Linked DNA regions of Homo sapiens: regions 2, 3 and 4 are each linked to region 1. Evidence: read pairs that join two places in POLR2A ChIA-PET (ENCODE). Cell type or tissue: CD4-positive, alpha-beta T cell. All regions are shown on one strand. Links, peaks and the distances in the headings refer to the core of each region. The heading gives the core; the rest is flanking DNA. Region 1 has its middle 39 kb from the start of CYTIP. Region 2 has its middle 25 kb from the start of ERMN. Region 3 overlaps LOC105373712 (a long non-coding RNA gene). Region 4 has its middle 15 kb from the start of CYTIP.

Region 1 (7,992 bases), core at 1,463-6,462:
AATGTGTTTGCTCTTGCTTCTCTAGATCTTTTAATTGTGATGTTATGGTGTCAATTTTAGATCTCTCCTGCTTTCTCTTGTGGGCATTTAGTGCTATAAATTTCCCTCTACATACTGTTTTAAATGTGTCCCAGAGATTCTGGTATGTTGTGTCTTTGTTCTCATTGGTTTCAAAGAACATCTTTATTTCTGCCTTCATTTCATTATGTACCCAGTAGTCATTCAGGAGCAGGTTGTTCAGTTTCCATGTAGTTGAGCAGTTTTGAGTGAGTTTCTTAATCCTGAGTTCCAGTTTGAGTGCACCGTGGTCTGAGAGACAGTTTGTTATAATTTCCATTCTTTTACATTTGCTGAGGAGTGCTTTGCTTCCAACTATGTGGTCAATTTTGGAATAAGTGTGATGTGGTGCTGAGAAGAATGTATATTCTGTTGACTTAGGATGGAGAGTTCTGTAGATGTCTATTAGGTCCACTTGGTGCAGAGCTGAGTTCAATTCCTGGATATCTTTGTTAACTTTCTGTCTCATGGATCTGTCTAAAGTTGACAGTGTGGTGTTAAAGTCTCCCATTATTATTGTGTGGGAGTCTAAGTCTCCTTGTAGGTCTCTAAGGACTTGCTTTATGAATCTGGGTGCTCCTGTATTGGGTGCATATATATTTAGGATTGTTAGCTCTTCTTGTTGAATTGATCCCTTTACCATTATGTAATGGCCTTTTTTGTCTCTTCTGACCTTTGTTGGTTTAAAGTCTGTTTTATCAGAGACTAGAATTGTAACCCCTGCTTTTTTTTGTTTTCCATTTGCTTGGTAGATCTTCCCTTTATTTTGAGCCTATGTGTGTCTCTGCATGTGAGATGAGTCTCCTGAATACAGCACACTGATGAGTCTTGATTCTTTATCCAATTTGCCAGTCTGTGTCTTTTAATTGGAGCATTCATCCCATTTACATTTAAGGTTAATATTGTTATGTGTGAATTTGATCCTGTCATTATGATGTTAGCTGGTTATTTTGCTCGTTAGTTGATGCAGTTTTTTCCTAGCATTGATGGTCCTTACAACTTGGCATGTTTTTGCAGTGGTTGGTACCGGTTGTTCCTTTCCATGTTTAGTGCTTCCTTCAGTAGCTCTTTTAGGGCAGGCCTGGTGGTGACAAAATCTGTCAGCATTTGCTTGTCTGTAAAGGATTTTATTTCTCCCTCACTTATGAAGCTTAGTTTGGCTGGATATGAAATTCTGGGTTGAACATTCTTTTCTTTAAGAATGTTGAATTTTGGCCCCCACTCTGTTCTGGCTTGTAGAGTTTCTGCTGAGAGATCCGCTGTCAGTCTGATGGGCTTCCCTTTGTGGGTAACCCGACCTTTCTCTCTGGCTGCCCTTAACATTTTTTCCATCATTTCAACTTTGGTGAGTCTGAAAATTATGTGTCTTGGAGTTGCTCTTCTCAAGGAGTATCTTTGTGGCATTCTCTGTATTTCCTGAATCTGAATGTTGGCCTGCCTTGCTAGATTGCAGAAGTTCTCCTGAATAATATCCTGAAGAGTGTTTTCCAAGTTGGTTCCATTCTCCCTGTCACTTTCAGGTACACAAATCAGATGTAGATTTGGTCTTTTCACATAGTCCCATATTTCTTGGAGGCTTTGTTCATTTCTTTTTACTCTTTTTTCTCTAAACTTCTCTTCTCGCTTCATTTCATTCATTTGATCTTCAGTCACTGATACCCTTTCTTCCAGTTGATCAAATCGGCTACTGAAGCTTGTGCATGCGTCACGTAGTTCTTGTGCCATGGTTTTCAGCTCCATCAGGTCATTTATGGTCTTCTCCATGCTGTTTATTCTAGTTCGCCATTCATCCAATCTTTTTTCAAGGTTTTTAGCTTCTTTACAAAGGGTTCGAACATCCTCCTTTAACTCAGAGAAGTTTGTTATTACTGATCTTCTGAAGTCTTCTCTCAACTCGTCAAAGTCATTCTCCATCCGGCTTTGTTCCGTTGCTGGTGAGGTGCTGTGTTCCTTTGGAGGAGAAGAGGTGCTCTCATTTTTAGAATTTTCAGCTTTTGTGCTCTGAATTCTCCCCATCCTTGTGGTTTTATCTACCTTTGGTTTTTGATGATGGTGATGTACAGATGGGGTTTTGGTGTGGTTGTCCTTTCTGTTTGTTAGTTTTCCTTCCGACAGTCAGGACCCTCAGCTGCAGGTGTGTTGGAGTTTGCTGGAGGTCCACTCCAGACCCTGTTTGCCTGGGTATCACCAGCAGAGGCTGCAGAACCACAAATATTGTGGAACGGCAAATGTTTCTGCCTGATCCTTCCTCTGGAAGCTTCGTCTCGGAGGGGCACCCGGCCATATGAGGTGTCCATCCACCCCTACTGGGCGTTGCCACCCAGTTAGGCTACTCGGAGGTCTGGGACCCACTTGAGGAGGCAGTCTGTCCGTTCTTAGATCTCGAACTCCATACTGGGAGAAGCACTACGCTCTTCAAAGCTGTCAGACAGGGATGTTTAAGTCTGCAGAAGTTTCTGCTGCCTTTTGTTCAGCTATGCCCTGCCCCCAGAGGTGGAGTCTACAGACGCAGGCAAGCCTACTTGAACTGCAGAGGGCTCCTCCCAGTTCGAGCTTCCCTGCCACTTTGTTTACCTACTCAAGCCTCAGCAATGGCAGGTGCCTCTCCCCCACCCTCACTGCCGCCTTGCAGTTCAATCTCAGACTGCTGTGCTAGCAGTGAGCCAGGCACAGGATCTAATCTCCTGGTGTGCCATTTGCTAAGACCATTGAAAAAGTGCAGTATTAGGGTGGAAGTGACCCGATTTTCCAGGTGCCATCTGTCACGGCTTCCCTTGGCTAGGAAAGGGAATTCCCTGACCCCTTGCACTTCCCGGGTGAGGTGATGCCTCGCCCTGCTTCAGCTCACACTCCGTGGGCTGCACCCACTATCCAACAAGCCCCAGTGAAATGAACCCGGTACCTCAGTTGGAAATGCAGAAATCACCCATCTTCTGCATCGCTCACACTGGAAGCTGTAGACTGGAGCTGTTCCTATTCGGCTGTCTTGTAACCTCCCCGACTTGTGGCTTTTTCAATTATCCATTTCTCTTTTCAGAAGTGTGGAAGCACCACCAAGTAAGATCCCAGCATTTTCAAAAGATTTAGGACAGAAAATGGAAACATGATCAATAAAGGTTAGTTTCCAATGCTGAATCTAGCAATCAGGGGCTTAGGAAATTAATTTACATATTGAAGAGATATGATCTTCTGTTCATGCTGATAATGCAGGTTTTACTGGTTAAGCTCAGAATAGGTAAAAATAAAAAGTATTTGCTGGCCTGAAGAAAGAAGTCTGTGGGAAAGTAAAGATGTAAGAAGTGGGAAAGACATGCATTCATTTCAGTTAGAAATACCAGCAAAGAGAAAAAGGAGATAGAAATCATTGGAGGCAAGGGAATTGAGGGAACTCCTTCTAGATGGCTTCCACTTCAGCAGACTAGGAGTCATGGTTACATGCAGAAAATGATGTTGAAAAGCATGGAAATTTCATACATTCATGTTGGAAAATCTAAGAGGAGGTTATTAGGAGGTAGCTTTCTTCTTAAGACACTTTTAATATTTTTGACATTTTTTATCATTTTGCTTATACTCCATCCCGATTACAGTTCACCAACACCAGAGCTAACAGAGAAATTATAAACTTCCAGGGTAGTGTTTCTCAAAACATGGTTCCTAGCTATTAATGCAAGAATCTTTTAGGGAACTTGTTTATACAAAGACTTCTGAAACCCACCCAGGCCTATTCAACAGAATCTCTGGGGCCCAATGCCTGAGAATCTGCACCTTTACGAGTTGCTCAGGTGATTCTGAAGCAGCAAGCCAGCATTTGACGGGAGGCTGCTGTTTTAGAACCACTAGATTAGCTCATGTCTCATCCAGGTAGTCTCATGCATGACTATTCACCCACATCCTGTTTTTAATCAGTGGTTCTGTCTGTAGTTTTGAAACTCAGAATAAAATGTCACATATTGTGGTGAGGAAATAACAACCATGTCTTCAAATACAGCTGGTTGGGATCAGATCCCTACTCATTATCATTTTCTATGTTTTTCCTATTTTTAGTTTATACTTTTAAAATTTACTTACATCATTTATTGATAACCAAAAATGGTAGAGTTATTATAATTAAGCAATTTTTATAATAATAAATAGCATTGTCTAGCAAGCTCATTTCTTTTTTTTATTATTATACTTTAAGTTTTAGGGTACATGTGCACAACATGCAGGTTTGTTACATATGTATACATGTGCCATGTTGGTGTGCTGCACCCATTAACTTGTCATTTAACATTAGGTATATCTCCTAATGCTATCCCTCCCCCCTCCCCCCACCCCACAACAGGCCCCAGTGTGTGATGTTCCCCTTCCTGTGTCCATGTGTTCTCATTGTTCAATTCCCACCTATGAGTGAGAACATGAGGTGTTTGGTTTTTTGTCCTTGCAATAGTTTGCTGAGAATGATGGTTTCCAGCTTCATCCATGTCCCTACAAAGGACATGAACTCATCATTTTTTAAGGCTGCATAGTATTCCATGGTGTATATGTGCCACATTTTCTTAATCCAGTCTATCATTGCTGGACATTTGGGTTTGTTCCAAGTCTTTGCTATTGTGAATAGTGCCACAATAAACATACGTGTGCATATGTCTTTATAGCAGCATGATTTATAATCCTTTGGGTATATACCCAGTAATGGGATTGCTGGGTCAAATGGTATTTCTAGTTCTAGATACTTGAGGAATCACCACACTGACTTCCACAATAGCTGAACTAGTTTACAGTCCCACCAACAGTGTAAAAGTGTTTCTAGTGTAAAAGAGGATTGCTTCACATCCTCTCCAGCACCTGTTGTTCCCTGACTTTTTAATGATCACCATTCTAACTGGTGTGAGATGGTATCTCATTGTGGTTTTGATTTGCATTTCTCTGATGGCCAGTGATGATGAGCATTTTTTCATGTGTCTGTTGGCTGCATAAATGTCTTCTTTTGAGAAGTGTCTGTTCATATCCTTCACCCACTTGTTGATGGGGTTGTTTGTTTTTTTTCTTGTAAATTTGTTTGAGTTCTTTGCAGATTCTGGATATTAGCCCTTTGTCAGATGAGTAGATGATTGCAAAAATTTTCTCCCATGCCTGTTCTCTCTGATGGTAGTTTGTTTTGATGTGCAGAAGCTCTTTAGTTTAATTAGATCCCATTTGTCAATTTTGGCTTTTGTTGCCATTGCTTTTGGTGTTTTAGACATGAAGTCCTTGACCATGCCTATGTCCTGAATGGTAATGTCTAGGTTTTCTTCTAGGGTTTTTATGGTTCTCTCTCTCTTTTTTTTAAGTTAGCCTTGCTAAAGGCTTTTCAATTTTGTTAATGTTCTCAGGGAACTAGCTCTGGTTTCATGATTTTCTCTACTGAATTTCTAGTTTCTATTTTATTGATTTATGTTCTAATTGTTGTTAATTATATTATTCTATATATTTTGGATTTAATTTGCATTTCTTTTAAATTTCCAAAGGTGGAAGCTTATATTATTGATTTTAGATCTTTTCCCCTTTCTAATACATGCATTAAATGTTCTGAATTTCCCAGTAAGCACTGCTTTTGCTGCATACCACAATTTTTGATATGTTGTTTTTATTTTTATTTATTTTAAAATATTTTTTAATTCCTCTTGATATTTCTTCATTGACCTCTGTGTTATTTAGAAGTGTGTTGTTTAATCTCCAAGTATTTGAGGAATTTTCTAGCTAATTTACTTCTTTAGATCTATTGTGATCTGAGAGCAGACATTGGAAGATTTATGTTCTCTTAAATTTGTTAAGGTATATTTTATGGTCCAGTATGTGGTCTATGTTGATGAATAATCCATGTGAGTTGAGGAAGAATGTGTATTTTTCTGTTTTAGAATAAAGTAGTTGATAGATATCAGCTATATTCAGTTGATTGATGATGTTATTGATTTCAGCTATGTCCTTGCAGATTTTCTGCCTGCTATATTTGTCCATTTCTGGTAGAGGGTGTTGAATTCTCCAACTGTAATAGTGGATTAAACTAACAGACTACAGTTAGTTTTCATTTCATGTGTTTTGCTGCTTTGCTAGGCACATATGCATTAAAAATTGCTATGTCTTCTTGCAGAATTGGTCCCTTTATCATTATATAATGTTCCTCTTTATCCCTGATAATTTTCTTTGCTCTGAAGTCTCTTCTGTTTGAAATTAATACAGATACTCCCACTTTCTTTAAAGTAGTGACAACATGGTATGTACTTTTCCATCATATACTTTTAAATTCTATATTTAAAGTGGATTTCATGTACACAACATATTTATTTCTCTATAAAGAGATATATAAGTTTCTGCTGTGGGTTCCTGCCCTAGTCCATCATGATTCTTTGCATGTGCCTGTCTGCAATTAACGGGACAGTGATTTGCCCTGTGACCTCACTTCTTTGATGCATCTAAAAAGAGCTGTTGATTTTTCAGTTAAGTTTTTTTTTTCTTTCTTTCTTTCCTTTTTTTTTTTTTTTTTAAGACATAGTTTCAGTCTGTTGCCCAGGCTGGAGTGCAGTGGTGCAATCTCGGCTCACTGCAACCTCTCCCTCCCGGGTTCAAACCATTCTCTGCCTCAGCCTCCCAAATAGCTGGGATTACAGGCGCCTACCACCAGGCCTGGCTAATTTTTGTATTTTTAGTAGAGACGGGGTTTCACCATCTTGGCCAGGCTGGTCTTAAACTCCTGACCTCGTGATCCACCAGCATCGGCCTCCCAAAGTGCTGGGATTACAGGCATGAGCCACTGCGCCCGGCTGTTAAGTTTTTTACTTGCTGTTAAGACAGAGTTGTGACTTCCAACTTCGTTACATGCCCGACCAGAAGCCACAAGTCTGCCAATTTTTTTTTTTTTTTTTAGACGGAGTCTCGCTCTGTCGCCCTGGATGGAGTGCAGTGGTGCGATCTCGGCTCACTGCAACCTCCAACTCCCGGGTTCACGCCATTCTCCTGCCTCAGCCTCCCGAGTAGCTGGGACTACAGGTGCCAGCCACCATGCCCGGCTAATTTTTTATATTTTTAGTAGATACGGGGTTTCACCGTGCTAGCCAGGATGGTCTCGATCTCCTGACCTAGTGATCCACCCGCCTCGGCCTCCCAAAGTGCTGGGATTACAGACGTGAGCCACTGCGCCCGGCCCAAGTCGGCCAATGTTTTTAAAATAAAATTTTGTTTACATTTTATGTTAAATTTTACATAAAATTTAAAAAAGTATTTAAATTTTCTCAATTAATTCAAATACTTTATTATTCCACTGTGGTTTTTATTTATTCGTTTTACTCTTTTTAGTTAATTAAAATGTGCTTATTTTTTAGTAAACTTTATTTTTTAGAACAATTTTATATTTACAGAAAAATTGTGAAGATAGCACAGGGTTCCCAATATTAGATGTGAATAGGGGAGACTGAGCGCAAAAATACTTTGTACCCAGTTTCCTATTATTCACATCTAATGTGATTATGGTATATTTGTTACAAGTACTGAACCAATATTGGCACATTATTAACTAAAGTTTAAACTTTATTCAGAATTCCTTTTTACCTAGTGTCCTTTTCTGCTCCAGGTTGTTCTCCAGGATACCATGTTCTATTTAGTCATCATGTCTCCTTAGGCTTTTCTTGGCTATGACAGATTCTCTCACTCTACTCATTTTTAATGATCTTGACAGTTTTGGGAAGTGCTGGCGGATATTTTATAGAGTATCTCTTAATTGGAATTTGTTTGGTGTTTTTCTCATGATTAGACTGAAGCTATGGGTACTGGGCAAGAGGACCACTGAGACAAAGTGTCATTCTCACTATATAATATCAAGGACACATATTAGCAACATAAACCTATGGCAATTGATGTTGATCTCGATCACCTGGCTGGAGTAGTGTTTGTCAGGTTTCACTACTGTTAAATTACTTT
Region 2 (7,992 bases), core at 1,519-6,518, 54 kb before region 1:
AGATGATCAAAATAAAAAACAAAGACAGCTGAGAAAAAAACTATCAGTGAGATTGAAGATCATCAATAGCAAACTGAAATGCAAAGAGAAAAAAAGAATTTTTTAAAAATCACATATCCGCTAAGAACTGTAAACAATTTTAAAAGCTATAACATACATGTAATTGGAATATCAGAAGGAAAAAATTAAAGAGAACAGAGAAAAAGAAATAGCTGAAGTAGTAATGGTTAAAAACTTTCCAAAATTAATGACAGTCACCACATCACAAATTCAGGAATATCAGAGAATATCAAGCCAAATAAATACCAAAAACAAAACTAACTGCAGAAAACCAGACACGAAGAAAATATTATGAAAGAAGCTAGAGGGGGAGAAAACTTTGCCTTAGATGAATGAAAATAACAATTATAATAGACTTCTCATCAGAAACTATATAAACAAAAGGACAGTAGCATAAAATATTTAAAGTCTTGAAAGCAAAAAAACCCAACAAGCTTGAATTCTATATCCAGTCAAATTGTCCTTCCAAAGTGAAGGAGAGCCGGGTATGGTGGCTCACACCTGTAATCTTGGCACTTTAGGAGGCCAAGGCAGGCGGATAACCTGAGGTCAGGAGTTCAGATCAGCCTGGCTAACATGACAAAACCTCATTTCTACTAAAAATACAAAAATTAGCCAGGCATGGTGGCACACGCCTGTAGTCCCAGCTACTCGGGAGGCTGAGGCAGGAGAATTGCTTGAACACAGGTGGTGAAGCTTGCAGTGAGCCAAGATCATGCCATTGAACTCCAGCCTGGGTGAAAGAGCAAGACTCCATCTTAAAAAAAAAAAAAAAAAAAAAAAAAGGCCGGGTGTGGTGGCTCATGCCTGTCATCCCAGCACTTTGGGAGGCCGAGGCAGGTGGATCTCCTAAGGTTGGGAGTTCGAGACGAGCCTGACCAACATGGTGAAACCCCATCTCTACTAAAAATACAAAAACTAGCCAGGCATGGTGGCAGTAGCTGTAATCCTAGCTACTCAAGAGGCCAAGGCAGGCTCCAGCCTGGGCAACAAGAGTGAAACTCCATCTCAAAAAAACAAAAAAAAAAAGAAGGGGAAATAAAGATTTTCTCAGACAAACAAAAACTAAGCTTCAAAACCAGCAGATCTAGCCTGCAACAAATTTTAAACATGGAAAAATTCTGGGAAGCAACATTAAGAACCTCCTCTGTGAATGCTATCATTTTGTTAAGCAGCCCTTGTTTAGATACATAAGAACCATCTTCCAATTGGGTATTTATTATTGCATTAAACCCATTCTTCATGATTTCCCCAGAAATATCATGAAAGTGTTCCCAAAATGCCTGTGGAATATCTGATACACTCATCCAACAGTCACTATTTCCTGCTAAAGAACAAAATGATGTTACTCCATTGTGAAGTGATCTTGGTGATCTCTTGCTGGATCTCCTTCTAGATTTTTATGAATCACATCTTTAATAATTCATTCTAGGACCTTGCCCAGGGTTAACTTAAAGCTCTCTAGTCCTGAATAGCAGCATGTATCCTTTTTTCCTCTAAAATGTGAATCTACGTTTACATTTTCCTCTTTTCCATTTTCCCTTTCTCCTTCACATATCACTGTCCTCATTTGCACCTTAGGATATTATATTCTGGGGTTAAATTTGCTCACAGGAGGAAACTTGAACTCATTTTTAGCAGTAGGATTATCTCTTATAATATTTTATCTCATTTTCATCTTCTGTTCTTCCCAATCAATGTTTATTCTACACAGCTTAGTGTTGAAATCAGTCTCTTTAAGAGAAAAGACAAAGCAAAATAGAGATTAAAGAGTTCTCTCCTATGTCAACCATCAACTTTATGCTCTAAACCACAGCGCCGAGTTTATTCATTTGATGATCTTATTCTTACCGTAATGTAACTAGGGTCTTCTGGTTATCATTGGCTTTATCAAAAGTTGTAACCCATTTTATACTTTAGTCTTTGTAAATCTTATCTTCAGTTCTTTGCTTCTCCCTTAATCATTGCCTTGTATTATTCAACATTAGGAGACCCCATTTCCATTGCTTTAAATCTGAGGTCACCAGAGTGCATTCTCTATACTGCCACCCAGGGTCACATCTCTTTCCTCCCCATGTATCTATTACTATATACAAAAACAGATGAATAAAATTTACTTACCAAACTACATCCCTCTTAAAGCACACCATTGGCAGAGGCTGAGTGTTTCTCTAATATAAAATGCTTATCAGGGTATTAAAATATGGAAAAATCAGCTTCCTATAGCTTGATAAAAAAATTCAGTAATTGTTATTATTACTCACTTATTTGAGTTCATTAATAATAAAATTGCATGAAATAATAGCTGTGCAATATATAATACATAATAGTATATAACATAATAATATAATGTTTGTATAAAGGGAAACAACTTTTTTCCCTCAAAAATCTGTGTTTGTGTCCATATCTACCACTGATTAAACACAGGGGGGTGCCTTTTAACCTCTTTGTGCCTTTGTCTCCTCATCTGTAGAACTGGGTTAATAAATGAATGTGTTGTTATTCTTGTAAGGCTAAACAAAATTAAGTACATACACTTGACCTTGGAAGCCTTAAGGCAGTGAATACCAAAGTGTGGAACGTGATGATTTTAGATGACTATTGGACATGTATTCAATAATATTAAATCACATGGTATGAAAATTACTTCAATTTTGTTTTAACCCTTGTAATTACATAAAAAGGAAAATCCCTATTTGGTGCCAGTGTGTTTTCACATCTTCTAGCACTTGTTATTCTCCCTTTTAAGCAAAGGAAGAGTAGGTGACAGGCTTTCCTTCAGCAGGCAAAAGTGTTTCTCTTGAAATGAATTACATTATTTTGTTTTAATTGCACTCATTTTGCAATTATATTTTATTATGGCAAGCAATATTCCTTTTCAAGTTTCAATTTCTTTTTCTTTTTCTTTTCTTTTTTTTTTGAGACAGAGTCTGGCACTGTTGGCTGGGCTGGAGCGCAGTGGCATGATCTCAGCTCACTGCGACCTCCGCCTCCTGAGTTCAAGCGATTCTCCTGCCTCCCATTTCTTTTTCAAATGAATTAATTGAAATAAAAAGAAATAATTTGTTTTAGATAATAACTAAATGTATTACAGGTGGTTTGAGGTTTGGCAAAAATTATGAAGTTATTATATGAAAGACTGAGGAAACATTCGATAATGTAATATACACATTTTAATCTATTTGCCTATTATCAATGAAGTTATATTTTTATTAATTATTATTAAAAAATAAGTCTCTGAAAAATTTGTGCTTTACAGGTTCCTAAGCCTGATTCTTGAAGCCTCTCACACAGAAGTTTTAAAAGATTCCCTAGTAAATAATAAAAAGAAAGTTTGCATTTGATATCTGACTTTTATTTCCTCTAGGTTAGGGGTAATATCTACCTTCTTTATATGCTCTACAGCATCTATTAGAAGGCTGAGTGCACAAGTGTTTTTAAGTAAATATTCAAATGTGCTGAATTGACATTTAGGTGTGTCAAAAATGTTTGTGGGTGATATATGTGTGCCTCCCCTGCTCTTCTCAAAGTACCTCCAGCTGTTAATACTACCAGAGCAATTTCCACCCAATTTCCCTCTCAACTCTGAAGTTATAGCTCAGATAATGTGGCGACCAGTCTGAATCACAGAATCTTTAGCTATTTGTCATTTCCATAATGTCTGCCAGCATCTTGTAAGCTGGCTGTGTGATGTCCAAGACCAGATAAAGGAATTGCACTTTTCTCCATAGCTTATATATGCTAAGTCCCTTTACCACACTATAATTGTCTTTAATTTTTTCCCAGTTCAGTCCCTGCTCTCCAATGCCATGACAACACACATCCTATAAAGAGAGTCTTTACAAATAGTCATGAGATGAGGACTTTTGACATTTCTCTTCAGGGATCTTATCCACATCCATTTTCTCTGCCTGTTGGTTCTTGACATTTTAATGTCTGAAGAGCTTACATTCTATATAACCAATAGGAAGGGGAAAATAATATCTTTACCTTCTGATCACAAAGAAAGTTGTTCAAAGTCCTAAGCTTAATACAGTACGCAAAATGTTTCCAGAATTCTTGAGTGAGGCATTCCAATATTCATGAGAAACATTATTTACCATTACAGTATCTAAAGAGGAACCCAAAGTCTGCAGAAGTAGGCAAGTTAACACTAGATTTAAAATTTTCTGCCCTTTAAGCTGTGTTTGTAGAACCCACACCAATTCCATTTGATTAGCATCTTCTCTAAATCTATGTAATCCTCTCAACCTGTTCTATACTTTTCCTTTATCTCTGACTCTTGGTGTTAAAGTCCTTAATTAAAAAGTAACACAGATGACTGACAAGCACATACATATACATACACAATTGGCTAGAATCCAAAATTCTAACATTTGTCTGGCTTGCTAGGTTGTCCACTGGAGCCTAGATTTTGAACCTTTTGAATATCAGGCTGGCTGACTGCCAACTGATGGTTCAAACATTCAACCAGTCTTCTATCTAATCTGCCCTCAAGAAGGAATCTGGGAAAAGCCAAAACCTGATTTTCCCTTTATATATGAATTCTCTCATCATCCTCCAAGCAGCCCAATAAGATAGGTCTTATTAACTGTATCATATGGAGTAGGAAACCTGAGATTAGAAAGTTAAATAAGTTGCTCAAGGTCATGGAACTAGTGAAGGGCAGAGTGTGGTTAAAAGTCAACTCTGTAGGATGAGAAAATCCATTTGTTTCTATTATACCAACCAGCTCCACAATGGTGTTATTCAAAAAGCTAATCTTAAGAAAGCTTTAGAGTAGTAAAGAAATATTAACTTGCCTTTAATATTAGCTTATCACTTGCTCTAGGAAGCCACTATTCTTCCTCATCTGTCCAATCAGATACTTGACTCTTAACAGCTGTAAAATATCATCTCTGGCAGCTTTTGATGATAAAACAACTCCAACGTTCAAATGCTACTGCTGTTGCTTCATGCAGGTGTACCTTGTTTTATTGTTCCTCATTGTATTGCTCTTTGCAGATATTTCTTAGAAATTGAAGGTTTGGGAAAATTCTGCATGGAGCGAGTCTATCAGCACCTCTTTAACAACTGTTCTCACTTCATATCTTGCCTCTGTGTCATACTTTGGTACTTCTTGCAATATTTCAAAGTTTTTCATTATTATTATATCCGTTATGGTGATCAGTGATCTTTTTTGACTGTTTGTTTGCTTTTTTTTTTTTTGAAAACTTGAGACAGGGTCTCACTCTCTCACCCAGGCTGAAGTGCAGTTGCACAATCACAGCTCACTGCAGCCTCAACCGCCTGGGCTCAAATGATCCTCCTGCCTCAGCTTCCAGAGTAACTAGGACCACAGGGTATGCACCACCACACTTGGACAATCACTGATCTTTGATGTTACTATTGTAATTGTTTTGGGGTGCCACAAACAAACTGTACCTGTATACGACAGTGAACTTAATTGATAAATGTTGTGTGTATTCTAACTGCTCCACTGACGGAGGAGCAGGCGGTGAACTTAATTGATAATGTTGTATAAGACGGTGAAGTTAATTGATAAATGTTGTATGTATTCTAACTACTCCACTGGCTGGCCATTTCTCCCCTCCCCACAACATATCCTTGGGCATCCACAATTCCCCAAGACACAATGGTACCAAAATTCAGCCAATTAACCCTACACTGGCTTCTAAGTGTCCGAGTGAAAGGAATAGTCTCTCACTTTAAATCAAAAGGAGGAAATGATTGAACTTAGCAAAGAAGACATGTTGAAGGCCAAGATAGACAAATGCTGGGCATCTTGTGCCAAATACTTAGCCAAGTAGAAAATATAAAAGAAAATATCTTGAAGAAAATTAAAAGTACTACTTCAGTCAAAACATGAATGATAAGGAAGCAAAACAGCCTTTCACTGGAAGAAGATGACATCTAGGACTTTATAGCTAAAGAGGAGAAGTTAATGCCTGGCTTCAAAGCTTCAAAGGACTGGCCAACTTTCTTCTTTGGAGCTAATCCAGCTGGTAACTTTAAGTTGAAGTCAGTGCTCACTTACCTTCTAAAAATTCTAGGGCCCTTAAGAATTTTGCTAAATCTACTCCGTTTGTACTTTATAAATAAAACAACAATGCCTGGATGACAGCACATTTGTTTATAGCATAATTCACTGAATTTTTTTTTTTGAGATGGAGTTTCACTCTTGTTGCCCAGGCTGGAGCACAGTGGCAGAAGCTTGGCTCACCACAACCTCCGCCTCCTGGGTTCAAACAATTCTCATGCCTCAGCCTCCCAAGTAACTGGGATTACGGGCATGCGCCACCATGTCCAGCTAATTTTGTATTTTTAGTAGAGACAGGGTTTCACTATGTTGGTCAGGCTGGTCTCAAACTCTCAACCTCAGGTGATCTGCCTGCCTCCGCCTCCCAAACTGCTGGCATTACAGATGTGAGCCACCATGCCCAGCGATTTACTGAATATTTTAAGCTCATTGTTAAGATCTGCTGCTCAGAAGAAAAGATTCCTTTCAAAATATTACTGCTGCTTGAAAATGTACCTGCTCACCCAAGAGCTCTAACGGAAATGTACAAGGAAATTTATGTTCTTTCCACGTCTGCTAATATAACATTCATTCTGCAGCCTATGGATCAAGAAGTAATTTTGACTCGGAAGTATTATTATTATCAGCCCCCTGCAGCCTTGACCTCCCAAGCTCAAGCTGTCCTCTCTCCTCAGCCTTCTGAGTCACTGGAACTATAGGCATGTGCCACCACACCCAGTTAATTTTTTTAATTTTTTTTCTAGAGACAGGGCATCATATGTTTCCCAGGCTGGTCTTTAACTCCTGGGCTGAAGCAATCCTCTTGCCTTGGCCTCCCAAAGTGTCAAGTCTTATTATTTAAGAAATATATTTTATAAGGCTATAGCTACCATAGATAGTGATTCCTCTGATGTATCTAGGCAAAGAAAATTGAAAACCTTCTGTAAAGGAGTCACTATTCCAGGTGTCATTAAGAATATTCGTGATTCATGAGAGAAGGTCAAAATATCTACATGAACAGGAGTTACGAATAAATTGATTCCAACTCTTATGGATGACTTAGTTGGTGTATTAGTCCATTTTCACACTGCTGATAAAGACATACCCAAGACTGCGTAATTTATAAAGAAAAAGAGGTTCAACTGGCTCACAGTTCCATGTGACTGGGGAGGCCTCATAATCAGAATGACAGAAAGCAAAAAGCCCTTCTTACATGGTGGCAGGGAAGAAAGAATGAGAACCAAGTGAAAAGGGAAACCCCTTATAAAACCATCAAATCTCGTGAGACTTATTCACTACCATGAGAAGAGTACGGTGGAAACTGCCCCCATGATTCAGTGATCTCCCGCCGAGTCCCTCCCACAACATGTGGAAATTATGGGAGCTACAATTGAAGATGAGATTTGGGTGGAGACACAGCCAAACCATATCAGATGGATTCAAGATTTCAATGAAGGAAGTCACAGCAGATGTGGTGGAAATAGAAAAAGAAATAGAATTAGAAGTGGAGGCTGAAGTTGAGAGTGAATTTCTACAATCTTATGGTAACACTTTGACAGATGAGGACTTGCTTCTTTTAGATAAGTGAAGAAAGTGGTTTCTTGAGATGGAATTTACTCCTGGTGAGGAGGCTGTGAACATTGTTGAAATGACAGCAGAAGATTTAGAATATTCCACAAATTTAGTTGATAAAGCAGTGGCAGGATTTGAGAGGCTTGACTCCAATCTTGAAAGAAACTCTACTGTGGGTGAAATGCTGTCAGACAGCATCACATGCTAAAGATAAATTTTTTATGAGTGGAAGAGTCAATTGATGTGGCAAACTTCATTGTTGCCTTATTTTAAGAAACTGCCACTGCCACACCAACCTTCAGCAACACCACCCTGATTAGTCAGTGGCGATCAACATTGAG
Region 3 (7,992 bases), core at 1,551-6,550, 65 kb after region 1:
CAAAACTGCACTTGTACCCCTTACATTTATACAAGTTTTTATAAAGGCAAATGTAAGTATGCTTTCTTTAAAAAACTAAAAAGATACATATACCAAAATATTTAAAGTCTTCCCATGACAGCATATTGAGTAAACAACCATTGGCACTACTATATATTTTTGCAGCTATAAGAGTCATTAGTTGTTATGTGCTAACATATAAAAGGAATCAAATTTAATATATCCAATTTGGAGGAAACTGTCCTATTGTCCTTTGTCAATTATAGGTTTTAAACATCCTTTATGAAATCACGTTTTGATGTCTTGATTTAGGAAATATGATCAGAGTAACTTGACATCAAATTAATCATACCTACTTTCTTATCATATTTGCTTTACACATTTTATAGACACAAAAACTTGAGTTGATGGTCTAGATTAAACTCAACCATTTCCTGGAGAGAATCTGCGAATATTCTGTTCAAATCAACAGCATTTAGCAAAGGCCTACAACATGTCTGGCTCTAAGTGTGGGAGAACGTGATGCTGAAGTGAGCAAAGCCTAGCTTCTGCCCTGCACGAGCCTTGAGTCTAGCAAAATAACTCAACATGCCCACCTCTACAGAGTACAAGACAGAAAACAGCACAAAGCCATTCAAAGGACACAACAGAGAAATTCATCTCCTCTTCAGAAGGGAGCCGAGGTTGCCTTTGAAGGTGAAAGACAAATTTAGAGAATCAGCACAATTTCAAGTCAGAAATGGTACCAGGGAAGAACCAGCATTTCACATGTGAATGAGAAGGAGAGTCATCAAGAGGAGAAAACTGGGAGAGCTATCAGAGATTGGCGACAAAGCTGGTATGGCAGGAATGTGGGCAGCTGCGTAAGACAGAACTACCGAGCACCTCATTGGTGTAATGAATACACTGAACTTGATTCAGTTATCAAAAAGGAATCGCCAATCTTTCTGAGTAAAGGCATACGTTACTAAATGGGGATTTTAGGAAAATTGATAAGACAGTGGCTTATAAGATAATTGGAAGGAAGAAAGCTGAAGACCAGTTCAATTAGTGCCACCATCTTAAAAATAGTCAATTAAAGCTTGTACTAGAGGCCAGGCAGGATGGCTTATGCTTGTAATCCCAGCACTTTGAGGGGCAAGGCCGGTGCATCATTTGAGGTGAGGAGTCGGAGACCAGCCTGACCAACATGGCGAAACCCCGACTCTACTAAAAATACAAAAATTAGCCGGGTGTGGTGGTACATGCCTGTAATCCCAGCTACTTCGGAGGCTGAGTCAGGAGAATCCCTTGAACCTGGGAGGCAGAAGTTGCAGTGAGCCGAGATTGTGCTATTGTACTCCAGCCTGGGAGACAGAGGGAAACTGTCTAAAAAAAAAAAAAGTTTGTGCTAGAGCAGTGTCCGTGGATAAGAAATGGACAGAGTAGAAGAAAGAAACACTGCAGAAGGATAAGCAAGTTGTGAATCCTAGGCATAAGGAGCAATGGGAGAGGGACTTGCAACTCTGAACCATCCTGGGGACCAGGGAGGATGATGCTATCACAAGCAGTGATGGCAGGGAACCTAAGAATTTTGCTCTGTTATGTGACCCAATTTCATTACTACCACTACAGCCAAGCTCTTCCAAACAGTGTTCAACTTCTGAGTCCCAAAAATTAACTCATGAAAACCTTGCCACATTGGGAAATCTAATTTTTTCTTTATTTCACACTACAGAAGCCATTGGCAATGGAAGGTTAATAAATAACATTTCATAGCTTTCCAAAAACAATCATTCTGAAAGCGAAGCGAAATACTCATCTTGAGCTCAACTAGAAAATGGAAGGTCTGACCATCTCTTCAGACCAATGTCCCCTCAGGGAATCTGGCCTGAACATCAAAAGGCTGTCATGAAATTCGTTTCAATTGCTTCATCTTCCTCTATCGGGCAACCCCCCCGTGGTTACCATGAAGTCATACTCTACCACTGAATCTTATGAGTAGGAGAAGTGCTTGGATGGCAATGGTGAGGCAGCTGGAGGTGGGCCTTTAAGGATCTGTTCAAAGGAATGGTTTAGAATAGTCTAAGCTATAAAAATAATCATAAACTATATTAAAAGGAAAATGGAGTTAGTCAATGCTATGGATACCCACTTGAGTGAAGAAAATAGTGTAGGTAGCATGGCAGACATCTCCTATAAGTAGCCGGAAATATTTAGCTAACAATATTGGCCTTGGCCCTCTGATAATTGTTTTTCAAATATACTTAAATATGAGCAGAAGAAGGTCTTCTTCAATAGTGTCTCTGATTCTAAGCCCTTGTAAACACATTATTACCTATTGTTTACTCTAACACTATTGGAGCCAAACTCGGAAGGAGAGTAGAACCCTTGGAGCTTGAATGGCCAAATGAAGACCCCCATGAGGGAAGACCTACAAGGGAATGCATGTGTGTGATGCTGGGAATTGATGTATTGCCAGGGGCCAGGTTGGGCTGATTCCAGGCTATCAGTTAAAGTGATGTGATGCCAGGAGAGAACAAGTGTATCAATATCCAGGGAATGGAGGAGGCTGAGAGCTGACTTGGAAACTGAGTGTGACAGTAAGAAGGACATTACAGAAGAGAATACAGAGGAATAAGAAAGACAAAATAAGACATAACCGGATGAGTTCCAAAACAAATCCATGAGTATGACCTTCCACCCTGTCTCCACATCTCTCATATGCACAGCCTACTTTGCTATGCTTGCTCAGATGTGTTCTTCAACAGCAGACCTCAGCTGGTGTTACAGGCCTAGTTTCAACGTCAGAGGGCCAACATCAATGATACCAGTTGTTCAGGCCCTGCTCTGATGGGCGTCTGATGGGAACCCAGCCACCATACTCTGAGAAAGCCAAGCAGCTCCATGGAAAGACCACGTGAAGGTGTTCTAGCCGCAGGGTCACCTGTGGACTTAACTGAAAGCCAGCATCAAACACCACACATGTGAGCAACTGAGCCTTCATATGATTCCAGCCCTTAATCCCTGCACCACCCCAGCTGATCTTGAGTGTAGCAAAGATGAGGTTTTCCAGCAAAGACCTGTTCAAACTGCAGGTCTGTGGGCAAAATAAATGTTAATTTCAGCCACTAAGTGTTGGGATCATTTGTTACTTAACAGCAGATAACCAGAATGGTACACATAGTATGACTTCAGAATTTACAGTGAATTCAGGGAGACAAGCATGTTCACAGATGCGTCAACCATGTCAAGGTACGACACATGTACCTTAATTGATCCATACATAAAAATGAATGTGTATGCATATGCATATCTAGTTTAGGCATAGAAAATTTCTAATACATAAAATTAAAAATAGTTACCTCTGTGGAGTAGTCCTGGGTTGTTAGGGAAGGAAGACTTCTTTTTATTTGTCTCTTTGTATGTTCTAATCCTGGTTTTATACACGTACTTACTTCATAACTTCAAAAACAGTTTAAAGTTTCAAAATAATGGTAAAATAAGAGAAAAAAGGCTAAACAAGTCCTATAGGCACCCCATGAGTACTACACGTTAGATACCCCTTGAGAACAGTAGGCAACCAAGTTGTTGGGAAAAGCTGCATTTTATCTCTGTGTCTCAGTTTCACATCTATGTAAAAAACAGTGCCAACCTCATAGGATTTTTGTGGAAATTAAAGTTCTGTAGGACTACCTGACACAATAGTAAGCACTCAATAAAAATTAATAAAAATATCTAAGAAACCTGGAGCTGCTGAGCACTGGCATGGCATATGAACACAGGGCCCCAAGTGGCAAAATTTGACTGTTACTTTAAGGAGAAATACCTTTTGTTCTCCTTATATCAAAGAATAAAAAGGAGCCAGCATTTTAGATACAATGGCAAGGGAAGGTGTAATTTGGCTCTGTAACAATGTGATAACTTCTGCAAATGCCACATTGACTTACATTTTCCAAAACACAAAAGACCATGAAATTAAAACCTCCATCCCACTTCCCCATTCTGCTTCTCCTTCTTCAGGGTGTTCACTGGGCGTGACAAGTTGTCTGTGTATTACAGATGACTGTCATCCATAGGTGGCCGAGGAAATTGTGTTTACGATAGTTTGACATCTAATGTTTAGCTTCTCCCTGTATTTTAAGAAACTAGACATTATCTCAATTATGTAAAAGAATTACCAATTTTTTCACTTGTTTTCCTGTGTAGGTTTCGCATTCAAGTTATTTAGGGTGGGCTAAGTCACTTAAAAGATCGAGTGGGGTGATTCAGCCTTCTTCTCCCCCAAAGTGTTCCATGTTCTAAAAAGTTTGCAAAAACATGATCTAGTTCTAGAAGTATGAAGGGTTGGAGTAGTCTAAGGGATAGGGAGAAGTTGAAATTGCCCATGAGATTACGTGACAGAAGACCATAACCGTAAGTATTTTCATAATTGACAAGGAGTTATTTTAAGTTTTTTAGATTTCAGGGTAATGGTGTCATCATTCTGCTTGCAAAGTCAAATGAGTAATGATCAGTTCCTCTCTGATTCAGGGACTTCTGTTGCTGCTTCCTGTTTGGTTTAACTCACCCAAGTATCTTAGAAACATGAAATATTGTTTCAGCTTGGTAAGGATGTCTGGGCTTGATTTTTTTTTTTCTTACGAACCAGGTGTTTTACCCCATGCAAATTTCTGGCATTTCAGGAAAAAATTTTTGTTTTCTTTTCTTCAACTTGAGGATGATTTCACCTACTCAAAATATAAGAAAACTCTTTACCTCCACAATTTTTTAGAAGGAAAAACCTTCCAAAAAATAGAGAAATGCTGTGTGGTCAGGAATACTTTGTTGAATTTTATTAATTTAGCCACTTTAAATCCCTTTTGGCATAAACTCAGTGAGATTAAATAAACCAAGAGAGTGACTAAATAACAAAACCTCTCTGATTCCATCACTGTGCAGTGAATATGAACAAATGTGTATGTGAATTTTAATGAATATGAAGAGTGGGCTATACAAATTACATACTTGAAGTTCTTAGTGATACGTTAAATTGAATTGTATAAGGGCATGAAGAGTTCCTAATTAACTCTATATGAAGTTCTTGAAAGAGGAAAAAAATCACCTACAAGAATTCTGTGACAACCGTTATCCAGGACTTTTAAACGCTGGTTTAAATCACCAGCAAACAAGCTGTACATAGGATTTACATAGTCAACTCATGTTGATAAAACATAGTCAGCTCCAGGTCTTCCAGACCATTTCCCCCTCATTTTGGAAAAGGAAACCATCTTCAGATAACAAGCCAAGGACTCTTGTTGATATCTTGTAAGCACCCTTTTATCACAAGTAATTAGCACACAGACTGCTTCAACAGAAAAGGCACTGAGGTTCACATTACTTCAAAACAACAAGAAATACAGCCCCATTAGCCCATAGTCTGGGGCTAACCACAGCTTCTATTCTTAGCCTCCCAGGGTCCATCTCTTACTCCACCACTGAAACCATCTCTTCAATGCTCTGATGAGAAACAACAGGACACCTACTCTAACTTCATTCCCTCTAGGTAAGGAATTCCACACTTTCTTACCTATCTGCCAAAGCACACACACCAGTTCACAGCCTCTTACCTAGGGTAGAGGGTAAAAATTTAAACTTCCATTTTTATGCATTATTTCCTGCTCATTTGTATGGGCCATGTTTGCTCGTCAATTTAACGTAGTGTCTACAGCCTGGGATGCAGTGGAGAACTTCAGAGGTCTCTAACTTTCCTTCAATAATGGTATCTGCCCACACAATGGAAGCTTATTAGTACATGAAAACCCTGCTTATTCAGGATTTAAACATCTGGAAAGCTAGAATAAGCAATTCTAATTTTGCAGCAAAGAGAAAAAACATAAGTAAAATTGTTTTGTTATAAATTTTTTTTCAAATCATAAAGCTTCTACAGCATACCAAAGGGTCGTTGTATTGGCAGGGTAAAAAAAGGGGTTGCTGATGTTAATTTTGACTTGATAATCCAAGCATTTCTCTCCCTGTCCCGAAGAAGGGTGGTTTCAACTAAAGAATTTCAGATCATTTTTTGCCAAGAATTAACACCCCTAAGCCCATAATGACTGACATCCAGCAGTCAGTACAAACAAAAATGAAACAAAACAGAAAGTCAGCACCTAGTGACTCTTCTGCCCTTGGATGGAGTGGTCAGGCCTCTCTGCTGCTTGCTGACTCTGGAGTCTGACACCCTTGCTTCCCTCCAATGGGCCTGTTTGCCCTCAAGAAGACCCTTTTCTTGCCTTGAAACCTGCAATAACCGTCAAAGCCACAGGGCCCATCTGGCTGTTCCAGTCAAATTGCTGCCAGTGGTCCCCGTAACAGGAAGCATGGCGGCACAGGTTTCCTGAATCAAGGGTACTTGTGCTCAGTGGAATTCTGGTGTTAACAATGGTATATTAAGTTTTATATTTGTTCCGTATGCTGAGAATACTATTCAGTAAACTGAAGTTTCTTAAACTCTCTGAACCTCAGTCACCTAAACCACAAAATGAAGATAATAATATTTATTTTTGCAGGGTTGTTCTGATGATGTGAAAAAAAATGCCTAGGACATTGGCTACTATATAGTCACTCAAAAAACAAAACCCTGGCTGGGCACAGTGGCTCACACCTGTAATTCCAGCACTTTGGGAGGCCGAGGCCAGTGGATCACGAGGTCAAGAGTTTGAGAACAGCCTGGCCAATATAGTGAAACCCCGTCTCTACTAAAAATACAAAAAGTAGACAGCCATGGTGGTGTGCACCTGTATTCCCACCTACTTGGGAGGCTGAGGTGGGAGAATGGCTTGAACCCAGAAGGTGGAGGTTGCAATGAGCCAAGATCGCACCACTGCACCCCAACCTAGGTGACAGAGTGAGACTCCATCTCAAAAAAAAAAAAAAGAAAAAAAAAACACAACAAAAAACAAAAAACAAACAAAACAAAACCCTTAGTAGTAGTCGTTGTAATAGTAGTAGTAGTTAGAAGTAGCAGTAACATTAATAAAGATATCTGGAATGATATTAGAACAATGATGAGAAGGGGGAAACAAGCTGAGACCCAGCATATCACTGACCAATCAAGCTCTGAAGAACAATTGTGGCAAGCATGAGAATGCTAAAGTTCAAGAAGTTTGAAGTCCAGCACAGTGGCTCACACTTGTAATCCCAGCACTTTGGGAGGCCAAGGTGGGAAGATCACTTGAGCCCAGGAGTTTGAGACCAGCCTGGGCAACATGGCAAAACCCCATCTCTACAAAAACTAAAAAAAAAAAAAAAAATTAGCTGGGCATGGTGGCGGGTGCCTGTGGTCTCAGCTACACAGGAGGCTGAGGAGGGAGGATCGCTTGAGCCTGGGAGGTCAAGGCTGCAGGGAGCCAAGTTTGCACTATTGCACTACAGCATGGGTGACAGAGTGAGACCCTAACTCAAAATTTAAAATATCAAAAAAAAAAAATTTGAGTCAGTGAAGTCTGCTTCCCAGCAGAGCAGAGATGAATCTACAGAAGGCATCCTGGAGAAATGGCAGCATCACTTCAGCCTTCTCCACCCACATCCTCTCTAATGAGGCTATTCACTAGTGGGGTCCATTCTCAGAGGTCACTCCAGTGGGTATCAAACCAACCTCCAGAGAAGTTAGACCTGTGGTCAGACCCCAGAAGAGTTCTTCAATCCAGGGAAACATCTTCAAGATTTTTCTTCATGAAAAAAAATCAGTTTTAATACATTTTTCTTTTTAATGTGTGTTAAATAACCCTGAGAATACACCTCAAAAATTTCAGTGATGCCATCATCACCAACAGCAAACAGAGATTAAAGATTTGTATGTCCCCATTACTTGCCATAGCCTGTCCAAGCTTGGTTTGGATGATTGACTGCTTTGTCACCCTGGAACTCCTGGAATCCCAGTGTATCCTTTGGGGGAGACCTGGAAGCATGAGACCCACAGCTTTAAGCCTTTCTTTTTTGGGTTCTGGATTACTTCTCTGGGAAACTTTCCTT
Region 4 (7,992 bases), core at 1,116-6,115, 54 kb after region 1:
CTGTCTCCTGTTAATTGTGCTAACCCTGTGAGAATGTAAAAATGAGCCAGATCCATGCCCTCATGGGGAAAAAAATCAAGTAGGAAAGATAGAGACTGACAAAAAAGGTTTTGTGTGATTACAATTAAAACAATAATTCTAACAATACTATGGATTTACCAAAGAGGATCAAAGTATTTCTTCTATTAGAGCTCAGCTCATACGCCTAAGAAGTTTACAATCTTGAGAAAGTGATGACAAGTATATAGCTAACCTTAATAAAAGGAAGATTGTCAATTATTGGTTCTATCTTTTATGGACTGAATTGTGTCCCCCTAAAAAGATACGTTGACATCCTTACCTTTGGTACCTGTAAGAGTAACCTCATTTAGAAATGGGGTCTTTTTAAGGTGAAGTCATTACGGTGGGCCCTAATCCAATATGACTGGTGTCCTATAAGAAGATTAAAATGCCATGTGAAGATGGACACACAGGAAGAACCCCATGTGATGATAGAGGCAGATTTGGGATTGTAAACTTTGTAGCTGCTAGTCAAAAAGCACCAAGAATTGACAGCCACCACAAGAAGCAGAGAAGAGGGAATCAAGGCTTCTGTGCAGAGTCTCAGAGGGAGCATGCCCTGGTGACACCTCCATTTCTAACTTCTAACCTTTGGAACTGTAAGAAAATAAATTTTGGGGTTTCACCGTGTTAGCCAGACACTGAGTTTCCAGAGGTAGCCAGCTAGGACTGCTCCCTACTCATCAACGGAAATGTACAGAAGCTACGGGACAAACACCTGACCTCCTGCTTCTGCTAATGTCAGCCAGAGAATGGTCCACTTCTCTTGCTTGGTAAGAATACTATCTTCTGCTTAGGAGAACTGACTTGCAGTGTCAAGCAAACCTATCAGTTCTCATACACATGCTCATTTACACCTCTGATTGTAAAAAGGGGGATTGTTGAGACAAAACCAGTAAAAAGAAGAAAGCGCCAAGGACTAAGCAGAAGACAGTAGCAATTATCCAGGCTCCAGATACCTTGTTTCTTTCCCTGGCTCCACCACCTGTCAGCCATAGAGCTTTGAGAAAATCAGTGCCAGTTTGGGGTACATTTCCCCTTATAACCAATACAGGAAGAAATGCCACATCATTATGAGAATCAAAATAAATGACATAGGCAATAGAAAAGGTCTTTGAGAATGCAAAGTCTTATGAAAATTTAGGAGTTTAAATGTCCCCTGAAAGATGCTAGAATTTGACACACAATTTACACTTCCCTGGTACTATATTGCTGAAGACCATTATGGTTCAATTCTACACTTTCCTGGTACCATATTACTAAAGACAATTATGGTTCAATTCTACTATACACACCATGATGATAGTGACATAGTGTTCCAAATCTAGATAATGCTGTCACTTTGGCTATAGAATAAACTTCAAACTCTTTAACATAAGTTTGCAACACCTCCCCTGACCTGTATTCAGCATTCTTTCATAGCTGAACATCACTGTGTGCGTGCTCTTACATGTGTCCTGCTTACGAAAGAAGTAAAGCCTACTGGTGATGCTTGGGCTCTTAGCCCCTTGCACAAGTTATTTAACTGTGCTTCTGTGTGCTCATCTGTAAAATGGGACCAATAACACTGCATATCACAAAGTAAAACACAACAGTGCCTGGTACATAGTAATTGCTCAGCAAATGCATCCTACAGTTATCACTGTTATTGCTTATGGTTTACACTCCAACTACTCTGGACTGCTGTGTTCCCTGAACAAACATGGTCCTTTCCAGGTTCTGACCTCTAGCTACAGAAATTCTCCCCACTCTCCTAGCCCAACTTAAATGCCACATCTTCCCTGAAGTCTCGTCTGATATTCCCAAGCAAACATGAGCATCCCCTCTTCAAATAATCCAAAGCACAACTTGGGGATCTCTCTTATGATAAATCACATTTTGCCTTGTTAAAATTATGTATACCTGTTTTTTCTTCTTGGGAGCTCCACCTCCAAGACAGAATTCTTTTCTCATTTATTTTCTGTCCCTCTAGCACCTAGAAGAGTGGCTTTTTCATGAGAGCTCATCAGTAAACATTTGATGAATACATTCATAATCTGCCCAAAGCTCTGACAGTTGACTTATTTTTACAGTGATTCTTTACTTTGGGCAATGTAGGTGTTTGTTGGATAATATTTACTGTGTCTTTAATATTTAAATGTAATTTATGCATTCTAGGCTGTTTGGCTTAATTGCAAGACTATAGAATAATTTTGCTTGAAAAACAAAACCCAAAACAATAACTTTGTTTTGAAAGCAAAACCCAAACACAGCAATAATGTACACTTTATTTCTTTGATGATAAGGTACCATCAATTAAAATATGTACTGTTGATTTACTAACTGCCTTTCAAGAAAAATTTCCATATTAAACACATCCATAGATGGTAAGACGTATCTTGATTTCAGAAATGTAAAGTTGGAGAAGATGAGCATTCAGAATGAAGAGTGTGCTTTGCACAGCCCACTCCATGCTCCAAGATATGCACACATTGAAGTAGAGAAAGAACAAGATTCACCAGGACAATCCTGTAGGGTACACAGCTCCCATCTCATTTGTCTCAGACTTCTCTTTTTCTTTTCAGTTAGACTTCTCATTTTGTTACTTCTGCCTCTGGAATGTCTGATATCTCTCTCTTCTTTTCCATGACCACCAGCAGCTTCCTAGTTGAGGCCCAAAGTTCAGTCCTCAACACAACACAATAGATGGCAACTGGTCTCCCGTATATGGTCTTCCCAACCAAACTATTCCTATCTAATAGTGTCAAGTTCCCATAACTGTTGATTTAGATTTAAACTTCTTAGCCTTGCATTCAAAATCGTCTACAATCTAATTTGTACCTAATTTTTCAGTCTTAGCTTTTAGTCTAAATATATTGGCTTCCTGCTGCAAGATATGACAGCCTTCCTCCTGACAATTCATCTAGCATTATCATATCTCTGTATCTTTGTTTAAACAGCTCTCTTTCTAAAACCCCCTCCCCATTCTCCCCATTTCTATTTTTTACCCCCTTGATTTTGATTTTTTAAATTGACAAATAAAAATTGTATATATGTATGGTGTACAGCATGATGTTTTAAAATATATATACATTGTGGAATAGCTAAATCAAACTAACATGCATTATCACACATATTATTCTGTGGTGAGAATACTTAATATCTACCATTTTGACAGTTTTCAAGTATATAATGCATTGCCATTAACTATAGTCATTGTGTTGTACAATAGGTCTATTGAACTTATTCCTCCTGTGTAACTGAAATTTTGGATCCTTTGACCAATATATACTCCACCCCATCTTTGTTAAAATTTTTTTCACTTAGGAGCTGAGTTTAAATGCCACCTAATCTTTGAAGTATTCCCTGATGGAAGCAACCAGAAATGTCTCGTTACCACTCCTGGACTCCTATAAGATTTAGTTTTTGCCCTACTCACATAGATCTTGACAAATCAGCATATATCGCAGTTATTTGTTTGCAAGGCATTCTTCTATTAGGACAAGAACCTCATTTTACATATATCTATGATATGTAAAAATTGCATAAATATAAATCAAATAAATAAAATATTTGGAGCAGATAATTCAGTTAATTGAATGTCACATAATGGTTTCTGAGATAATATGGAGAAAGTCAAAGCTGATAAAAATGGCCAAAATTAAAAATCTTATTCTAAACTATTTCATACCCTCACTGGGTGAAACACTCAAAAGTTTTGTAGATGTATGCTGGGCATGTTGAGAATGCATTGAGAGATACAACAGCTATTGTTCCTGACAAATTTGTCTTCTTTAAACTAGGTAGAACCTGCGCAATGTGGAAATAATAAAACACTGAACATTCTTGGGTTCAGGGAAGGAGAAAAACCAAAGCATATGCAATCACCAAAATACCTTTGTTTTAGATTAGCAGTATCAGAAAACGACGCCCTCACCCATTTTACAGGAGGACTGAGGGAAGCAACTTATGCCCTTCCTGCTAATGGTACAACAAGCTCTGTAACAGAATTTCACCCTTCTTCATAACACTGGAGAAGAATAAAAATGAAGTATGCGTAAGAGATTTACATCTGGAAAGAGAGTAATTACTGGCCAGGACTGATTAAAATTCTTACTAGGACCTCAAAAAAGTACACTGATCATGGCTAAGCAAGGAAAGGAAAACATAACAGCTGCTCACCAGAGCACGCGCGGAGGGAGGAACAAAGACAGCAAAATATATCACTGGCTTCTAGCCACAAGTTAAGAAACTGAATGAAGGAAAAGCCAGATTGTATGGATCTGTCACTTCTATCTATGATATGATATTCAACTCCACAATCAGTGTGTAGGACAACACTTTCATTCGGTGATAAGCGGATTGTTAATAGTTCCTAGTCTTTCTTATGCTGCTGTATTTTATCCCCCTAAGTAATTGCTATTTCTGGGTAAAATGCGTTTTCTCTTTTGTCTGATTTATAACACCTCACAAAAAAATTCTGTATACAATACACACAAATGCATAATCACATAGGGAATGTTTCCTTCTCTCTTCACCCTGGAAAACAGACCCAAAGGCTTATACCCAGAACAAGCAGAGTGATTTTTTTTTTTTTTTGCCAAGTATTGATGCCCCTCTTTCCCTGGATTAGCGAGTCAGTTTATTAGCTGGATTTTAGAGATTTTTTTTTTTTTTAATAATAGATGCCTTTGAAATCCTTTCTAAAGTGCAAGGATTCCACGATCAATAAGTGTTCATTACAATTAACTTTGATTTGTTTTCCAACTACTGAAAACTGATAATATTATATTTATGCCTTTGAATTTTTCAAAAAGTAAAACTTCTCTTAAATACGAAATAGTTCATAAGCGCATAGACCATTATAGATTTTTCACTCTACACTGTGTCCTTTGCTTATGGCTTGCTATTCTTTGCTTAATGGTTTAGCTTTTGAAACATGACTCACTCTCCCAAGCAACTAGAAAACAAAAACCCACCTAAACTAGTGAACTCCCCAGGGGAGAAAATAATTGTATTTGTATGGAATGCCAGAGGTGTTTAGAGACATACTCAGAGGTAAAATAGCTTTTGTCATTTTTCAAATGAGCCACGCTAGCTTAGTCTAAACTTTCCTTTTCCCCACTTTTGAAATGTGATTTCCCTGAGGGCAGAAAACATGTTATGGAAACTTTGGACCACATAGGACGCTGAAGATCATCTAGTGCTTGCTCAACAAACCCAGAGGCCCTCTTTATCATACTTCAAGTAAAAGTAGTTAATTATTTACTTATTTCCATGAGTTCCTGAAGGACTTGGGTGCAGAGGGGAATTCGCTCTTATTCTGCTTTTAAGTACTGGTAGCCTGTCAGTTTGATTTAGTTTTGTAATTCTCGTTCTTTTTTTAAACTTTTGTTGTTGTTGTGCAAAAACTCTAACAAGATTTGCAGAGAAACACAACACATTGGTATGCAAGCCAGGTTTGAGAAAAAGTAGGGCAAGCTGAGAGGAAACCAGTGGACTCCCCAGAAGAAATTGTACTTGCATTAATTTTTCTATTTTTATTCCTTTTTTTCTTTCCTAGAGCTTGTGTTTGAACACTGCCAAGAATAAGCAAGACACAATGGGCTTTGCGAAGGGAAAGAAAAGAAGATAAGCACTGAACCCAAATGCCAAGATTATAAATGGAATAAAATTTCCTAAATTCTATGAGTGTTTCATCCCTAGCTTTAAAAATGCTGTATCTTTTTTTTCCCCCCTTAACAAGGCTAACTCAATACACTCTGCATATTTCTTTTTGTTTTATATTCTTGGTAGAGGAAAGGCCATTATAAAGTTTGAGCTGGGAGGACTTTTAAAAAATCACGCAATACAGTGCCCTCATTTGACAAATATGGACAATTTGACACAGGGGGTCATTGGGAGTAGCTGCGGTCAGGCACTGATCTTCTGTTTCCCAAACTGTTGCCCTTCCCACCAAACCACACTACCTTTTACTGGAAGATCATGATTAGAACTTTGCCTTTTTAAAATTTTTCCTCATAAATTCAGCCTTCCAAACTTTTAATCATTCTTATTCCCTTTCAACTAATCTCTAAAATTTTCAACATGGCATAAGGCAACAGATAACTTTTCAATAAAACATAAAATAATTAGCTCATTTGTTCATAATGGTATCAAACATTCCCACTTTCTAGCTTTACTTTTAAAAAAAAATTCTAATAGAAGTACTTGTTTGCTATTTTCTGACTTGAGACCAAATTCTCATGCATATATCTGTTTTTGCTCTTTTCCAGCTTATTTTCACGTACTACAGATCAGATTGCTGTTTAATACTGAATCCTGCTGCCTACTTCCTGTCATCTGTCCATCAATTCAAAAATGAATATATAGAGAGAGATGTATTTCATAGTATCGACAGGACAAATTTTCTAAAGACTGAATGACTTTAAAACCTTTTCCAAATTGCTTGAAATCTTCTCTGACAAAAAAAAAAAATCAATATTAAAACATAATTCTAGGTAAGCAACAACAAAAAAAATAGGTCATCACTCTTCACATACGTGGAAAAATCATTCTTCAGGTACATGGAAAATGTCCAAGGGAAAACATCACTAAATGAACTACTGATTTCCTTTTTCCTGTTCTTTGAAATCAAATAAATCTAAGACAACTTTGGTGCTTAGTTGTGTGGGATGGGGTAGCAAAGGAGATAGAATATAGGCTTAATCATGGTAACTGGACTTTCATTGAAAAATAAAATACGCATATCAAACCAGTAAAAATCCATTGCATTGACTGGGCACAGTGGCTCACACCTGTAATCCCAGCACTTTGGGAGGCTGAGACAGGAGGATCACTTGCCTCCAGGAGTTCAAGACCAGCCAGGGCAACATATTGAGACCCCATCTCTACACAATATTAAAAATTAGCCAGGTGTGGCGGCTTGTGCCTTTAGTCCCAGCTACTCAGGAGGCTGAGATGGGAGGATTGCTTGAGCCCAGGGGTTGAGGCTGCAGACAGCCGTGATTATGCCACTGCACTCCAGCCCGGGTGACAGAGCGAGATCCTGCCTCAAAAAAAAAAAAAGGAAAGAATGAAGAAAATAGAGGAGCATAAGGGGAACAAAGAGGAAAACAAGAGGACAAAGAAGAAGAGAAAGAAGAAAAAGTAGCAGGAGGGGAGAAGGTTGGAGGCCCTTCCTGAGTCATTCAAACACTTCCTCAGAGGAAGAGAGAGGATCCAATTTGACTCCCAAATTACTTTGAACTCTGTACTTAATGTCTTTCTGCCCAGCTGTCCCTTCTAATCACCTTTCTATCCACACTGAAAATACTGAAGTTTATCTAGGATAAACACTGAAGTTTTTCTAGGATCACAAAATCAAAAAATATGATTATAGTTAAAAACATCTTTGGGACAATCTACTTCCTCTGCTTAATTTTATAGACAAGGAAACTTATCTAGTAACAGAGTATTCAGTTTGCTGAAGAACACGTGGAAAATTATCCTAAATAAGTTAGTAAACGTAAATTACTGGTTGGCAATTTATTCCAAACAAAATTTTGTTTTGTTTATTCTAAAAGAAAATTACTCTTGGTGGTGCAGGCGAGTCCTTTAGATTAGTTTAATAGTAAATGTAGTTTATATCTGAATATTTAAAGAACACTTTTCACTTGCCCTCAATGTTCAACCCCAAGCATATATGAAAACACACACGTAGGAAAACTAAGAATTTCGTTTAGTTAAAATTAAGAATTTCCTTTAGTTAAAAGCAAATAATGTCCTTTAGTCAAAAGTTTAGTTTCCTTTCGTTAAAACGTCTCTGGACTGTCCCTTCCAGATCCTTAAATTTCAGAACTGAAAGAGCTGGAGTGGAGCTGGTTGGTGAAAAGCAAGCTTCCTCCACTGAGTTTACTTCGTGTAGGAGAAACTTAAATGTGGGAAATAATTTTAGGGTAAAGAAAGCCTCAG

What was found. Peaks named below come from ENCODE experiments on the same cell type or tissue, not always from the same donor. Only the 100,000 strongest peaks of a DNase experiment are listed, where the experiment ranks them.
Region 2: POLR2A ChIA-PET joins it to region 1 with 10 read pairs; 8 of 35 experiments call an interaction of 5 or more read pairs at or near these places.
Region 3: POLR2A ChIA-PET joins it to region 1 with 14 read pairs; 7 of 35 experiments call an interaction of 5 or more read pairs at or near these places.
Region 4: POLR2A ChIA-PET joins it to region 1 with 18 read pairs; 12 of 35 experiments call an interaction of 5 or more read pairs at or near these places.

The regions. Positions count from the first base shown.
Region 1 is chr2:157,400,647-157,408,638 of GRCh38, forward strand. No RefSeq gene overlaps it. Among named protein-coding and RNA genes, the nearest start is that of CYTIP, 39 kb to the right of the region's middle. RefSeq lists silencers at 3,883-3,932, 3,963-4,062. In CD4-positive, alpha-beta T cell, for the core only: no CTCF peak of the experiment used is centred there; DNase peaks (open chromatin) are centred at 2,615 and 3,895; H3K27ac peaks cover 1,946 bases.
Region 2 is chr2:157,346,625-157,354,616 of GRCh38, forward strand. No RefSeq gene overlaps it. Among named protein-coding and RNA genes, the nearest start is that of ERMN, 25 kb to the left of the region's middle. In CD4-positive, alpha-beta T cell, for the core only: no CTCF peak of the experiment used is centred there; no DNase peak of the experiment used is centred there.
Region 3 is chr2:157,465,077-157,473,068 of GRCh38, forward strand. The region is part of intron 3 of LOC105373712 (a long non-coding RNA gene); the gene reads right to left. Among named protein-coding and RNA genes, the nearest start is that of CYTIP, 25 kb to the left of the region's middle. RefSeq lists an enhancer at 4,065-4,284. In CD4-positive, alpha-beta T cell, for the core only: no CTCF peak of the experiment used is centred there; DNase peaks (open chromatin) are centred at 4,015 and 4,525; H3K4me3 peaks cover 303 bases; H3K27ac peaks cover 1,758 bases.
Region 4 is chr2:157,455,468-157,463,459 of GRCh38, forward strand. No RefSeq gene overlaps it. Among named protein-coding and RNA genes, the nearest start is that of CYTIP, 15 kb to the left of the region's middle. In CD4-positive, alpha-beta T cell, for the core only: no CTCF peak of the experiment used is centred there; no DNase peak of the experiment used is centred there.